Regions from separate parts of the Mus musculus genome. Here region 1 is linked to region 2. The links are chromatin loops, found by intact Hi-C in ENCODE. Cell type or tissue: heart. All regions are shown on one strand.

Region 1 (8,000 bases), 64 kb before region 2:
GACAGCACATACTTAAAAGCCCAACACTCAAAAGGTGAACACAGAAAGATTAGTAGTTCAAGGACATCCTTAGCTACAAGATTAAGGCCAGCTTCGTATACATGAGACCTTGTATCCATCCCCAACCCCCAAATCATTAATGGAGTAATCTTACTCCATTGTTAAGAGGATTAATGGAGTAATCTTACTCCATTGTTAAGAGGATTGGCTGCTCGTCCAGAGCACTTGAGTTTGATTCCCAGCACCTATGTGGCAGCACAACCTTCTGTAATTGTGGTGCTAGGGTATACAAAGCCCACTTTTGGGCTCTTCAGGTACCAGGTACACATATACTACAAGGACCCACCTACATGCAGGCAAAGCACCCATACACAAAGAACAAATTAATAATAAGTGTGGTGGCCTGTGCCTTTAATCCTTTAAGATGCAGAAGCCAGTGGACCTCTTTAGTTCCATGCCAGCTAAGGGTAGATGGTGAGACCTGACTGACTGACTGACTGACAGACAGACACATACATACATACATACATGCATGCATGCATACATACATACATACATTAATGAGCAAACACCACAATAGTAATTTTAAAATAAAACGGTTTAAAAAAATCATTTGGCAGAGCAGTGATGGTGCATGCTTTTAACCCCAGCACTCAGGAGGCAGAGGCAGGAGATCTCTAAGAATTAGTGGCCAGGCCGGTCTACAGAGTGAGTTCCAGAACAGCCAGGGCTACACAGAGAAACCCTGTCTCAGAAACAAAAATCACTAGTCATTTTAAATTTGAATCATTTTAGATTTAAAGCTATAGAATCTTAAAATATTTTAATTTCTCACACCACTTCAAAATGAGACCATCTGTCTCTTAAGATTTGTATTTGTTGACATGAATTTCATTTTTATTGTAATATATTCATAGAATAAAATTATAATTTCTACCATTTCTCAGTTAAGAATTAAAAATAATCACAATGATACACAATTACAACCACTACTCATTTTCCTCAGATCAAATTGTGTATACAAACTCTTCACTTTCCCTACCTCTTCAATATCTAAAAATGCCCCATTTTAATTACTGAAGATCTCATAGAAGCAGAATCACACAATCAGTTTTGTTCTTTTAAATTTGTCATATTTCAATTATCATGTCTTCAAGTGCATCATTAAATGTTGGTAGAATGCATTTTAGGTTGAATGACCAAAACTGGAATCATGCCAAATCATACTTTTAAAGAAATATGTCATTTATGTAGCCCACAAATACACTCTGATGCCATCATGGCTGTCTTACTCAAGACAAAAGTTCTTCTATACTAATACTGTTTAAATTCTAGTGATCTCTGATTTAAGTAAGTTTTCCCAGAGTATGTTGGATGACAACTATGTTCTCTGTGAGATGTTTGTTGTTAACTCCATAGCTAGCTATACACTTAATATTTACACTTATCTTGCCAAAATGCTCTATTCCCCATACAATGTTTTGTCTTGTTATTTTTTTTTCCCCTTTCATCTCAATGTTCTTTACAAATGGCTTTATTCCTAATACTAAATCCACTTGAAAACCCTGTGTGAGGGCTAGGCATGGTAGTACACATCTTTAATTCCAGCACACGACAGGCAAAGGCAGGATAATTTCTGAGTTTAATGCCAGCCTGATCTACACACATAATTTCAGGCCAGCCAAGGCTACAATGACAACCTGTCTCAAAAAAAAAAAAAAGAAAGAACCAAACCAAAAAACCCTAAACCAAAACAATGAACAAATAAAGCCATCAATAAGAGAGGGGTGGGGTGGGGTGGGGAGAGAGAAGTCTAAACTGAAATACATTTAAGCTACACAAATTATTATTTGCCATGTAGCATTTTTTCAAATTACATTATTATTATTATTATTATTATTATTATTATTATTATGTGTATCTATAGACATATATGCCACAGCCCATGTGCAGAGGCCAAAGCATGACTTAGTGGGGTGCGACCCCGACCTCTGTTGGGTCCCAGGGATCAACTCAGATTACCAAGCTTACATGGCAACAGCTTCTTTTAACTCACTTAACAATCTTACCAGATATCCATAATAACTTTAACACTCACCACATTACTCAACTATTTGAAGCATGCGCTCCAATTACTTCTATATAGTATACTTCTCAGTTATACAACCAAAGCACATACATTTTAGTAACTTTCATCACCCCACCCCAACCCTGCCCACAAAATCTTGTATAATCTATATTGACCCTCTTCCCCTTCAAACTCTCCATTAGTCCTAAGCAACCATGAATATACTTTGAGTCTTCAGAGTTGCATATTCTACACATTTCATAAGTGGAATTATTAAATGATTGCCTCCATCTGTTCATTAATTTGAAAAAATTATTTCTTTTCCATGTATGAACATATGCCTGTGTGTGGCTGTGCATGTGAACACTGACAGATAGATACCAAAAGCAGGCAGGCTGGACCTTTGTATTGAGTCAATTACGAGACCATATGCACACAAAAAAACAAACATAAAATCACTAAGCACTTTTACTGAGGTAGCTGTGAAATCTTTAGTGACAAATCATTATATTTGCAAATGTAAAAATAAAATTAGAAAACTCACCATTTGGGTGCCAAATCTCTGTAATGAATTTCATTTTAGGAGGCCGGAGGGGATAATCTTTTGGGAAAGTGAGATGAGCCTTAAAAACACCACCTTCACTGAAAAAAATAAAAGAAAAACCAAGTTCATGCATTTAAGTTACTCTTTACAAGTCACTCAGACACATAAAAGGGTACGGAAAATAAAACAACAAAAAGGTAGACAAAAAATTAGTTTCCTGAATACAAATATGCAGTTTAACATACCACTATAAATACTGCTTTGTTAAACTCTCAGGTAGTTAGTAAAAATAAAAGGAACACTGGAAACAGGTGTCCAGATCAGATCACTGGTGATATGGTACAAGTCTTTTCAGTATATGTCTTCAAATGAAATTCAGGAAGTTTAATCTTGTCTGCATGACTCAAGTTCCTGAATTTTCTATATCGGTTTCAAATGATCTTTCTTCTCTGCTCTGGCCATACCCATCAATCTCTTTCTCATCTTAAAATTTAGGCATATATTTTGTGATTTCCCTCTCTGGGATCAGATTGCCACACTTCTTTTATCTAATTGTTTGTTCATTTCATCATATATTAAAACTTCATTAAAAGGACAGTAATAAATTAAAAAGATTTCCCAAAGAGGTTTTATACTACTGACTTTTCAGAGTAGAAATACTGCAATACTGATGCTCTATGTCTGCACTGTCTAATATACTACCCAGTAACACTCTGAAAATGGGTTGTGTCCTGGTTAGTTTTTATTATCTACTTGACCCTAGAACCACCTGAAAGGAGAACACTTCAATTAAAGAATTTTCTGGGTCATATTTGTCTGTGATAATGTCTGTGAAAGACTGTCATAACTGATGACTGACATGGGAGGACCCAGTCCACTGTGGATAGCAATCCCTGCGCAGATGAATATATGAATGGTAGCTGAAGACTACAGAGATTATTCAGTTGTTAAGAGCACTTATTCTTGCAGAGGATGTAGGTTTGATTCCCAGCACCCAAATGGCAGCTCACAACTAACTGTCCATACAGCTAAAATAAACCAAGTTGACCTTAGAACAATGATTAAATGGTGACAGTGTCGTGGAATTCTAGCACCTGATATCTAGTTCAACATTATCCTGAACTACACAACAAGACCCAATCTCAAAAGGGTGTGTATTAGACTGATAAGATGGTTCAGGAAACAAAGGCACTTGAGATACAAGCCTGACCCCTGAGCTCTATCACCAAAACCCACTTAAAGCTGGATGGACAGAACAAACTACAAATTTGTCTTCTTGCCTCTTTATCTATGCTGTGGAGCACATGCCCACAGACACATTATGCACACTCACACTAACAAGTAATTTTTAAAAGATGGGGAAAGATGTTTGCACACTGACATAAAAATAGAAACACAGCTGTGGTCATGGTCAAGTGGTTAAGGCAATGGATTTGAAATCCTTTTCTCCATGCACTGGTTCGAATTCTGCTGACTATGTGCTGGTATGTTTACGCTCATGTGTAATGTTAACACTCAACAGAATGCTGCTCTTCATCCCTCAAGTTTGGAGAGTCTCTAGTCACTGTGGTTATGAGCTGCGAGGGCTGTGGTGAGGGACTGTGAGTGGAGCTATTGTTATATATGTATATTTAAAGGGGGGGAAGGGGTTGAGAGATGGCTCAGCGGTTAAGAGCACTCGCTGACTGCTCTTCCTGAGGTCCTGAGTTCACAACCATCTGTAATGGAATCTGATATTCTCTGGTATGTGTGAAGACAGCTACAGTGTATTCATAAACATAAATTAAATAAATCTTTAAAAAGAATATAGAAAAGAAAAAATGACAGAGTTCCTATCTCAAAAGGGGAAGGGAAAAAAAAAAAAAAAAGCCAGGCTCTAAATTGGTGGCCATCCTGGTTTCCAGAATGAGTTACAGGACAGCCAGAGATACATAGTGAAATCCTGTCACCAAAAAAAAAAAAAAAAAAAAATCAATCAAATAATGACGATGACAGCAGCAATAATAACAACAGGAACAACACATTACATGTAACAATGATTAACTGTAGGATGTAAAACATGGGACCCTTTTAACTTTGTGCTTTGCACATTTCAGTACAGATTGAAATTTTAATTATAAATATTGTTTTTCAGACTGACTGATATTCCAGAAGACCAGACTTCAATTCCCAACACCCACATGGAAACTAACAAGCATCTGTAACTCTGGTTCCTGGCTATCAGACACCCTCTTCTGAACTCCATAGGCACTGCATGCACAGGGTCTATCAACACATTGTGTGTGTGTGTTGGGGGGTGGGGTGGGGGAGTTGCAGGCCATGCTATTAATATCAAATATTTCCAAATAGTAAAGAGGTAAGCTGAGGGTTCAGAGCATAAAAAGAAAAAAACACACTTGAAGTAAGCAGTAAGAAACAGTCCATAAAAGATTAAATGGAAAAATGGTAAAGAATGTGCACAATGAAGGGGATAATTTGATGAGAAAATTAACATTTAAATATGGGAAGTCTGTGTATGCCTGGCAACTCAAGGTGATTCCCTTAAGTTCAAGGCCAGCCTAAGCCAAATAAGAAAGACCGTATCAGCCTGAGAAAGAATGATCTTTTCTCTTGTTTTTAGGGGTGGGGGGATTAAAAGAAGGTTGTACATAATACAAATTAAGGGTTTTAAAAAGGGAAGAAAACTAGGTCCTAAGACAATGGGAGGAACTAGCAGAAAGACAACTAGGAATAGGGGTCCTCCTCTAATACATAGCAAGGTATTCAAGGCTAGCCTGTGATACATGAGACCCTGCCTCCAAATAATAAGTCATCAGAAATTAGCTAGAAGTAGAAAAAATAAAGCTAATAAAAAGCATAACCATGGAGAAGGAATGATGTAAGGCTGGAGAAATGACACAGAGGTTAAGAGCACTTACTGCTCTTGCAAAGGTTCAGTTCTCAGCATCCGCATGTGGCAGCTCACAGCTGCCTATTCCTCCAATTTCAGGGGATCCAATGCCTTCTTCTAGCCTCCAGGGGCACCTGCACCCACATGATGTTCATATAACTCATTCAGACACATGAACACAATTTTTTTAAAGTCTTTTTTTTAAAGCTCTCTTTTCTTTCCCATGGAAAGGTGAACATAAAATGTAGCACAGGTATCAAGAATTAAAAAGAAAGTAATTAGTTTCAAAGATAAGCATTTTATAATTAGAGTAGAAAATAAGTAGATAGAATTTGAGAAAGCTATAAATCCAGGAAAGAGCCAAGAATGTATGTAAAAGGGCATTAGAACAGCCTCCACAAAATCCCTGCAACTTATTTTTCCAAGGTCACTTCATTTTGGTTGATTTAATTCATTCAAAAGCTTCACAATATCTGACTGGAATTCTTATGCTAAAAAGTTGCCATTACCCCTCTAAATTATTTATAAGTAATTGTCAAACTTACTTAATAGTGTTGCCCTAAAATTTTAAAGCAGATGTTTTTCTATTTTTCTAAAAGTTCCCAAAATAATTATGCTAGTTCTCCATTTTCTTAATGGATTCCTCTACTTTACCTAAGGACCATCTACCTGCTCTTCTCCCACCCTAGAAAACACCTTGCTTAGTGGCAGCAAATCTGTGAGTATACAAACTTTAGAAGTGAAGTTAGCACAAAAGAACTAAAAAATGCATAGGGTAAAAATAACAAAGTAGATAGACTGTATTTATTATTTTTCAAACATAGAAAGATGTGACTATAGGGAAGAGAAAAACATTAAAGTAGCAGTGAAGTAAAAATATTTCTCCATGTACAAAGTATTAAAACAATTAACATGATGTTAAAGAGTTATATAAGCAACTGCTGAATATTTGAAAAACCAAGGTCATATTTCTGGCACAAAACCTCCTTTTACTATTTTTGTAAATTAAATCACACAAGTCTTAACTGGGTATGGCACATGCCTATAATTTAGCACTGAAAAGTGTGAGGCAGGAGGCCTATTCAATTTAAAGTAACCCAAACTACATATCAAGAACCCTTTTCGATTTTTTTAAAAAACTATACTGGGACTCCAAGTCTGTCAGTCGTCCAACACTTGCCTAGAGATCTTGGTCCTTTCTTTCCAAACATTACACACAAAAGAAGTTACTTGGAGGAAGGGGCTTGGGTCAAGATAGGGTTTCTCTGTATAGCACTGGCTATCCTAGAATTCTCTCTTTAGACCATGCTGGCCTCAAATTCAGAGATCAGCTTGTCTCTGCCTTCCAAATGCTGGTATTAAAGCCATGCACCACCACACCTGGCTAAGAAAATCTATTCTTGGCAGCACTAGAAAAATTCAATATTGGATACAAGATTAATAAAAGGAAAAAAAATGCTAGGTGAAGATGGGTAAAATAGCATGTCTTAGTTAGGGTTTTACTGCTGTGAACAGGCACCATGACCAAAGCAAGTCTTATAAAAGGCAACATTTAATTGGGGCTGGCTTACAGGTTTAGAGGTTCAGTCCATTATCATCAAGGCAGGAACATAGCAGCATCCAGAGAGGCAAGGTACAGGAGGAGCTGAGAGTTCTATATCTTCATCTGAAGGTGGCTAGTAGAAGACTGACTTTCACACAGCTAGGGTGAGGGTCTTAAGCCCATACCCACAGTGACACACCCACTCCAACAAGGCCACATCTCCTAATAGTGCCACTCCCTGGACCAAGCATATACAAACCATCACACTACATAAATACTCAGTAACTATCAGTCTTTTTGTTTCGTTTTTCAAGATGTTTCTCTGTATAACAGCCCTGGCAACTATCAGTCTTAAAATAAAACTTAAATGTACTAAGCACTGATTACATAGACTGTAAATAATGTGGAGTGTTCTTTAGTAAGTAAGTGAAGGTTAGTTATACATCACAAAACAGCATAGCATATTTTTTCAGAATTTTGGCATAATACTTTCTCTGAGCTAACACCTCAGGCCATTATATGCTGATGGATCACTGAGATTTAACTATCACTCAAATCCATGCTAACTTATTTTCAATCACTCTATCCTCTTCACATTGTTGAGACAACTTCAAGATCACTTCCTTGCACTTAGTACTCTTTAAGAACATTCTATAAAGGACTTAATTATAATTAACAGCCTTGTAAACATCATTTAAGTCTGTCTGCTTTGCTTTGTCTTCTTTATCTTTTTTTTTCCAAAAGATTTATTTATTTTATGTATGTGAGTACACTGTATAGCAGGCATCAGATCTCATTACAGATGGTTTTGAGCCACCATGTGGTTGCTGGGAATTGAACTCAGGACCTCTGGAAGAGCAGTCAGTGCTCTTAACTGCTGAGCCACCTCTCCAACCCTTTATCTTTCTTTTCTAAGCACACTTTGCTTAACACAGTGACCTCCAACCATAAAATA
Region 2 (8,000 bases):
CCAAAAAAGAGCATTATATCCCTCAAATCAATACTTTTAAGCTATTTCTCCAGCCCTTACCTAAGATTTATGTTATTTTATACAGTAATACTGAGTAAGCTAATTTTGAGTATTTGAGAGTCCCTAGCCCTACCCCTACCACTCAAGACAGGGTCTTACTATGAAACTAAGGATTTCCTTGAACTCAGAGATTCATCTGCATCTGTCTTACAAGTGCTAGGACCAAAGGAGTAAACCAATACATATGGTATTTGATTTTTAAATTCTACTTCATGGTGACTGATAGATGGCTCAACAGTTAAGAACACTAATTGCTCGTCCAGAGAACCCAGACAGATACCCAGTACCCACATGGCATCTCACAACCATCTATAACTCCAGTTCTAGCAGGTCTGGAGCCCTCTTCTAGCACCAAACATGCACCAGGCACCCACGCGGCACACATACTTACATACAGGCAAAATATTCATGCACAAAAAAAAATTTAATAAAGTAAAATTATACTTCATTGATTGCGTCAACTACGGCTCCTTGGGAGCAATTTGCCCACTGAATACGAGAAGTTTATAAAAATAAGAAGGTCCTGGCTCTAGCAACTCCATTAGCAGCAATTATTTGACCTTCAGCATTTATTTGACCTCACTAAGCCTCTGTTTTCTTTCAGGAGGATTAAATGAGATAATGTGTAAAATAACAGTGGCTGGTCCGTGTCAGTCTTCAGCCAAGAAGCCATTAAGTGCATCACCTCTTCAGCTGGGGTAGGGGCCTGTAATCCAGGCTAGGGAGGTAGAGCTAGGCAGTCCAAGTATTCTAAACCCACCTTGCTACAAAGCAAGATAATTTCTCAATTAAAATTAAATATAAAAGATAATCTCTGTAAAGACAAGGTCCCTCAAAGAGGACTCTTGGTCAGGAGGAAAAATGACTAATTTTTGTTCTCTCTCTTTTTTTTCTTTTTTTTCTTTTGAGACAGTGTCTATGTAACTCTGGCTGCCCTAGATCTATGCAGATCAGGCTGGCCTCAAATGTACTCCCAAATGCTGGGATTAAAGGCATGTGCCACCATGCCCAGCTCTGTATTCTATTTTAATTTGTGTTTATAATACCTTTAAAGTGTTTTTTTTAATTGATCTATCATACTGAGTGACTTCTTGGTGTTTAATGCATCACAAAACAAACAACAAAAAACTGCCACTAAATCCGTCGAGCAGTAAGTCATAAGCTAATAATATCACAGAGAAATACACAAGCTGTCTGACTTCATGTGTGTGTGTGGTGCTCTTACTGGCTTCCCAGTAGCCACCACTGTGACACACCATAATCCAATGACTCCGTCTCAGGGAACTTTGGCAATAGATATATTTTTCACTGTCACAATGAAGGGATGTACTACTGGTATCTAGTAGGTACAGACAGGAATGCTGTAACCTTTACTGCACAGGTACAACCCTCCACAGCAACAACTGCCCTAAATGTCATGGTACCAGAAATGAGAAATTCTGTCACTCAGGGCACCATTCTGCTCAACTGAATGCTTACAAAGCCTCGTTACAGGATAAATTCTCCTAGGTAATGAATCAAAACCTTTTATCACTGGCAAACTACTAGTTCAACAAATGCAGCCACTGCTATACATTTCTGAAACTCTAGCACTGAGGACACTTTATCAGATTATGTTACCTAGTCAGCTCAATTTAGTATTTTTAAGGCATTTATACAAGTTCATTCATTTCAAGATTATATTTTACCATTTACTATTTTCAAGTGATAAGAAAACTCATTTAAAAATGCTAAAGTAAAAAAGAAAAAGCCTTTATTTTTAGGTGCTCATCCAGTCTTCTCAAATAAATTTAATATTTTCACATTTCAACCAACAAACTTTGTTCCATACATTTTGAGAAAGTTAAGTATCCCTAAAATATGATTTAAACTATTATTTATTATTTCTGTGGAAAATAAAATAAATAAACCTAGTATGGTGGTACAGGATTCAAATTCCAGCTCAAAGAACAAGAAGGTGGGGGGCAGGCACTTGGAAGGCAGAAGACAGATCTGTGTTAAGTTCAAGGCCAACCTGATCTACATGGAGTTCCAAAACAATCAGGGTTATATAAGAGAAAACCTGTGAGAGAGAGAGACAGACAGACAGACACAGAGAGACAGGCAGAGAGAGGCAGGCAGGCATATTTCTGTGAGTTCCAGACAGTGAAGGACTCCTTAGAAAAACTGTCTAACCTCAGCACCCCCCCAAAAAAAAGATGCTCACAAATGGGTCTTATTTTAACATAGTGGTATTGTTAAACTGTAAAATCTTTTGCACCTTTAAAAATGTATGTCATTTCCACTATGTAAGGTTATCCTTTTAATATTCAGTGTTTACCGTCTATTTAATAATTTGCCACATAATAAAAATTAATGCAGATAGTTGATTTTATTGTTAGTTTTTGTTTTTGTTTTCTGAGACAGAGTTTCTCTACATAGCCCTTGATGTCCCAGAATCCACTACAGTAGACCAGGCAGGTTTCGATAAAGAATTCCTACTAAGTCAAAAATTTTAATTCCTTCATCCAAAACAAAAGGCGAAAAAGACCTCAGAAAAAGAATGTTTTTAAATAAGATGCAATAAATTGTTTAACTTCTTTCGAAAATATTTCTGATGGGGATTCTAACTTTTCCATCCACTTCAAATTGCTGTCCCACCTAGAATTTTAATACTTGTCCAAACCTGTTAGCTCATGGTCTAATAATAAACCTAATTATACAATCTGTAACAGCCCCTGTCGACCTTTTCCTTAAGAAGTCATAAAGGTGATTTAGCTGACACCTCAAACTCATAGAAATCTATTTCATTTATCAACATTCCGGCTTTCAGAAAGTTTAAAAGGGGGGTGGGGGGAGAGGACTGGCTACAGGTTGAGGAGGGGTGAAGTCGCCTGAACCAAGCCAGGCACACGCTTGGCGTAGGACAGCAGGGCTAACTACCGGTTCATTTCTCTTTAAATCTGGCAGCACGTGGGGCGGCATTGTGAAGGCACCAACCCGCCTCCTCCCTCCCCCCCTTCCACTCCGCACACGTACGCCTCCAGCGCGCATGCTCCGCTCACACAGTCCTAGCAGAGTAGGAGCCAACCCCCTAAAAAGTCAACCTGGAAGCCGCAAACGGCCAGAGGCCGGGACAATGGGGGAGGGGGACAGAGACTCCACGGGGGAGGCACTGAGCCGCCGCCCCTGGCCAGAGCCTAAGGCGGGCCGCAGCCCGGTGGCCGCGAGCCTGCGCGAAGGAGCCCGAGCCGTGCCCACGGAGCACAAAGCCCGGGCCGGCCAGCGAGCCGCTCTCCCCAGCGCCCGCGCCCACCCTCCCCCAGACGGGCGGCGCAGCCCGAGCTCGTGCCAGGCGGAGGCAGGCGAAGCGGAGTCGCGCTCCCCGCCGAGCCCCCCGGTGCCCCGCGTCAGCACCCGGGCCAGCCCCGCCGTCGCTTTTGTTGTCTGCCCTAACTCCGCGAACCCCGCGCTGCCGGGCCAGAAGTTTGGCGCGCCTCCCCTCTCCGGCCCCCGACACGGCTCGGACTCACAGCCGCGCGGGGACCCCGCAAGCTCCCGGGGTCCCCGAGGTTCCGCGGCCTCCGCCGCACCTGAGCCCGGGATCCGCCCCTCAGGGAGGGTCGGCCCGACCGGGACCCACGCCCCTCCCCCGCAACGCCCCAGTGCCGTGGGGGAGGGGGCAGCCGCCCAGGGCGTCCGGCCCGTCCGAGGGCGAGGCTGGGGAGCGTCCCCGCCCCCAACACCCTCCACAGCCGGGCCAGGAGTGTCGCCAGCTCGCCGCGACTCGCGGGCTCCCACCCTCGCGGCCCGCCACCACCCAGCCTCCGAGCGGGCGAGAGGAGGCGAGTGGCTCGGCAGTCCGCGATCGCGGCCCGGCGCCCCGCCGCTCACCTGCCAGCTGTCTTCGCAGTAGCAGCGCCGACTGCAGCTCCGTCATCCTCCCCACCGAGAGCCCGGGCCGCCACCGGGACTTCGACGGACTGGCGACAAGCTCTGCCGGTGCCTGGAGCTAGATGTGTGTTGAGGAACCCGGACCGGAGCGCCGAAGCCGCGGGGAGGCCGGTCTTGGGAGACCCGAGAAGCACCTCGCCGCCTATGCGAGTCCGCTCCGCTCGGCTTTCCTCGCTCAGCGCCTCACGCCCGGAAGGGGAGGGTACCCGGGCCGCCGCGGCGCGCACTGGGACTTCGCTCGCCCGCTTCCCTCCTCTGCCCGCCCGTCGGCCCCACCGGTGCCTTCCCCCGCCACTGCCTCACTGCGCGCAGGGCCGCTCCGCGCAAGCGCGCTGAGCCTGCCTCCTTCAGAAGCAGCACTCCTGCTAGCCCGACCCCTCGGCCCTGCTGCCCCGCCTCCGGCGGTGGAACCCCGCCCACCGCGCGCAGTGGGCTCAGCCCCGCCATCTTGGGAAGGTCCACGCCCGCCCAGCTGCGGAAGCGTCGGCTGGTAGACGCCCCGCGGACGCCATGACAAAGAGGTCGCGGAGGGTCAGGACGCTGCCTCCCGGTATAAGCAGGAGGTCTAAGCGTGATGGGACCAGAAGTGGTAGATGTTGGCGAGGACCCAGCAGCCATCCAACACTACATCGGAGGTGTGCGAATTAGTCATTGTTACAAAGCCGAATTTAGTACTGGTGTGCACCATTTTAAGCAGCCGCAAAATAGAGTGCATGGTGATAATTCATAAAGAATGCACAGAATGGTCCTTGAAATAAAAATGTTATGAGTCTCATAGCAGAAAACGTTTAAGTAAATAGTAAGACTGAGTAAAGTGCAGAGTTGTGATTAGCACAACCTGATAAATGGTTCGGATTCAGGTGGTATTCTCCTGTAATCTCAACACTTGAGGCTGAGGATTAGAAGACCCAGGTCCCCTTCGCTGCACAGTGATACCCAATCTCCGTCTGGGGATGAGGATCCATAATAGATCAGACTCCTCTAGAAAAGGCACCTACTATGTAAAGTCCAAGTGTGAAAGCCGAGATTAGGAAAAGTCAACCTTATCCAACCTCCTTGCCCATTTCCCAGTTGAGTGCTTTGTCAACACTGTAGCAATAAAGAAACAAAAAAGGGAAGGGGGAAAAGTAACATTGACACTCAATTTTGTTTCTTCTTTCTTTCTTTTAAAGATTTATTTACTTATGTATATGACTACACTGTTGTTCTCTTCAGACACACCAAGAGAGGTCATAGGATCCCATTACTGATGGTTGTGAGCCACCATGTTGCTGAGAATTGAACTCAGGACCTTTGGGAAATCAGCCAGTGTTCTTAACCGCTAAGCCATCTCTCCAGCCCCTTGCTTGTTCTTTCAATAAGTGTTTGTTCAATCCCTACTTCCCTGTACCTGGACTGTAGAAAACAAAAACTGTGCATAGGAAATCAGGTCCATTTCTACCCACAAAAGCATGAAGCTTCTGTGAACTCCAAGTAAAGTGAACAAGAGGAGCAGATTCCGTTAGGCATGTAATAAAAATTACTGGGCAAGCAGGCACAAGGCCCTGGCTTACCTCCCTAGCACTGTCCCACCAGACCAAAGAAACAAACATTGAGTGAATCTGCCATTTTGAAATACTGCCCACCTAGGGACTAATCCAGCTTTATGGTTGGGATAGGGGAGGGGTTGGTTTTTTGTAGTTGTTTTGCTTGTTTGTTTGTTTGTTTTGGTTGGTTGGTTTTGGTTTTTTGAGACAGAGTTTCTCTGTATAGCCCTAGCTGTCCTGGAACCCCTCTGCAGACCAGGTTGCAGGTTCGAACTCAAGAGATCTGCCTGCCTCTGTCTGGATTGGAACTAAAACCATGCCCCACCATATCCCTCTGTGGGTTTGTTTTTAAGGATTTTGTTTTAATGGGTATATATATGAGCCGGGGTGAATTTATGTGTACCATGTGTATGCCTGGTACCCAAAATCTGGAAGAGGACATCAGATGCTCTAGAATTGGACCTGCAGAGGGTCTTATGCTACTTACTACACGATTGCTGGAAACCATCCTATCCTATGTGTCCTCTGAAAGAAATTTTCTTTTTTTTTTTAAGATTTATTTATTTTTATTATATGTGAGTACACTGTAACTGTCTTCAGACACTCCAGAAGAGAGTGTCAGATCTCATTACAAATGGTTGTGAGCCACTATGTGGTTGCTGGGAATTGAACTCAGGACCTTTGGAAGAGCAGTCAGTGCTCTTAACCACTGAGCCATCTCTCCAGCCCCGAAAGAAATTTTCTTAATCCTTGGCCATTTCTCCAGCCCCTGTATTTTTGTTTTTAAATACATTCATTATGTAGCAATGAGCTTCACTAAGACATTTTTTGTATATGCACTTTGCTCGTGTTCACACAGATTCTTAATTACCTTCTTGTTCCACATCGCTTTCCCACTGGTTCCCTTCCTCTTCCAAAAAATCATTCCATTCTACTTTCAGCTCTTAATTTTATTGAAACTAAGATTCCACATGTGAGAAAGAAAACACTCATTTGTCTTTGAGTCTGACTTATTTCATTTAGCAAGATGCTGTCTAGGTCCATCCATTTTCTTTCAAGTAACTTTTTCTTTTCTAATGATTTATTTTTAAATTATGGATAAGTGAGTATCTTTGTGGATGTATATGCACCATGAGTGTGCCCTGTCTCTGGAAGTCAGTAAAAAGATCCCTTAGGAAATGGAGGCACAGGTGGTTGTGAGCTACCTTGTAGATTCTGTTAATCAAACTCAGGTCCTTTAACTACCATGCCATCTTTCCCCCCTTTATTTTTAGGTTTATTTTTGATTTGTATATTTGTTTGTTTTGAGACAAGGTCTTTCTACATATCCTTGGCTGTTTCTGCACTCACTGTATAGACCAGACTGGCCTTAAACACACCGAGATCCACCATCGTCTGCCTCCTGAGTGCTGGAGTTAAAAGGTGTGTGCTCTAGGTTTGTTTTTTAGAAACTTTCCAACTGACTTCCACAGTGACTGCACTAATTTACGTTCTAGCAGGATAAGGGTTTCTAACTCATCTACCCATCCTCAGCATTTGTTTTTTCTTTATGTAGCATGCTCGTGCATGTGTGCCACAGTGCATTTGTAAAGGTCAAAGAACGACTTCGAGGAGTCAATCTTTCTTTCTACCTCACAGATTTCAGAGATGAAACTCAAGGAGCCAGATGCAGTCATTTACCCACTGAGCTGTCTCACCCTATTTGTTGCTTCCTTGATAACAACTAGGGAAAGATGAGCTCTCAAGTTTAGATTTGTATTTCCCTGACAGCTAAAGATATTTAAACAACTTTTCATATATATATTGAAAATTATCTTATTTGTCCACTTGTTGATTGGATAAGTTTTCTGGGTTGACTGGTTGACTTTTAAAAATTATTTATTGCCAGAAGGTGGTAACATATTCCTCTAATCCTGACACTCAGGAGGCAGAGGCAGGTGGATCTCTTAAGATGCTACCTGGGTTTCTGTTGTTGTTGTTCTCCTTCTTTTATTCCTCTTCCTCCTCCTCCTCCTCCTCTTTTTCTTTGTTGTAGATTCTAGCTATTAATTATGTGATGTAAGGGCTGGAGAGATGGCTCAGCGGTTAAGAGCACTGACTGCTCTTCCACAGGTCCTGAGTTTAATTCTCAGTGACCACATAGTGGCTCACAACCATCTGTAATGGGATCTGATACTCTCATTCCAGTGTGTCTAAGAGAATGACAGCATACTCATATACATAAAATAAATAAATCTTTAAAAAAAAATTATGAGATGTAGATTCTGAAGTGATTTTCCGAACTCCACAGGTTGTGTCTTCCCTTGGCAGTTGTTTCCTCTGCTGTTTTAATTTCCTGTAACAGCATTTGTCAATTTATGCTCTTTCCTGGTGTGTTGGAATCCTTTCAGAAAGCCATTGCCTATCCCTGTATCTCAAAGTATTTTCAGAGTCTCAGGCCTTACATTTAGGTCTTTGAAAATATATAAATAGAATAAATAA

The links. A loop is a pair of places that touch in the nucleus more often than their neighbours do. Peaks named below come from ENCODE experiments on the same cell type or tissue, not always from the same donor. Only the 100,000 strongest peaks of a DNase experiment are listed, where the experiment ranks them.
Region 1: a loop joins it to region 2, with 1.8 times the contacts of the local background. A loop is called at or near these places in 3 of 42 quality-filtered maps.

The regions. Positions count from the first base shown.
Region 1 is chr11:72,667,670-72,675,669 of GRCm38, reverse strand. It overlaps Ube2g1 (ubiquitin-conjugating enzyme E2G 1), which reads right to left. Exons shown (of 6, transcript NM_025985.4): 3 at 2,613-2,710. Among named protein-coding and RNA genes, the nearest start is that of Ankfy1, 18 kb to the left of the region's middle. In heart, no CTCF peak of the experiment used is centred here; no DNase peak of the experiment used is centred here.
Region 2 is chr11:72,603,569-72,611,568 of GRCm38, reverse strand. Ube2g1 (ubiquitin-conjugating enzyme E2G 1) reads right to left here and starts at 4,308. Exons shown (of 6, transcript NM_025985.4): 1 at 3,934-4,308. The coding sequence starts at 3,979. Gm51906 (a long non-coding RNA gene) reads left to right here and starts at 4,406. Exons shown (of 4, transcript XR_003949712.1): 1 at 4,406-4,628. In heart, no CTCF peak of the experiment used is centred here; DNase peaks (open chromatin) are centred at 3,068, 3,728 and 4,388; H3K4me3 peaks cover 3,170 bases; H3K27ac peaks cover 2,539 bases.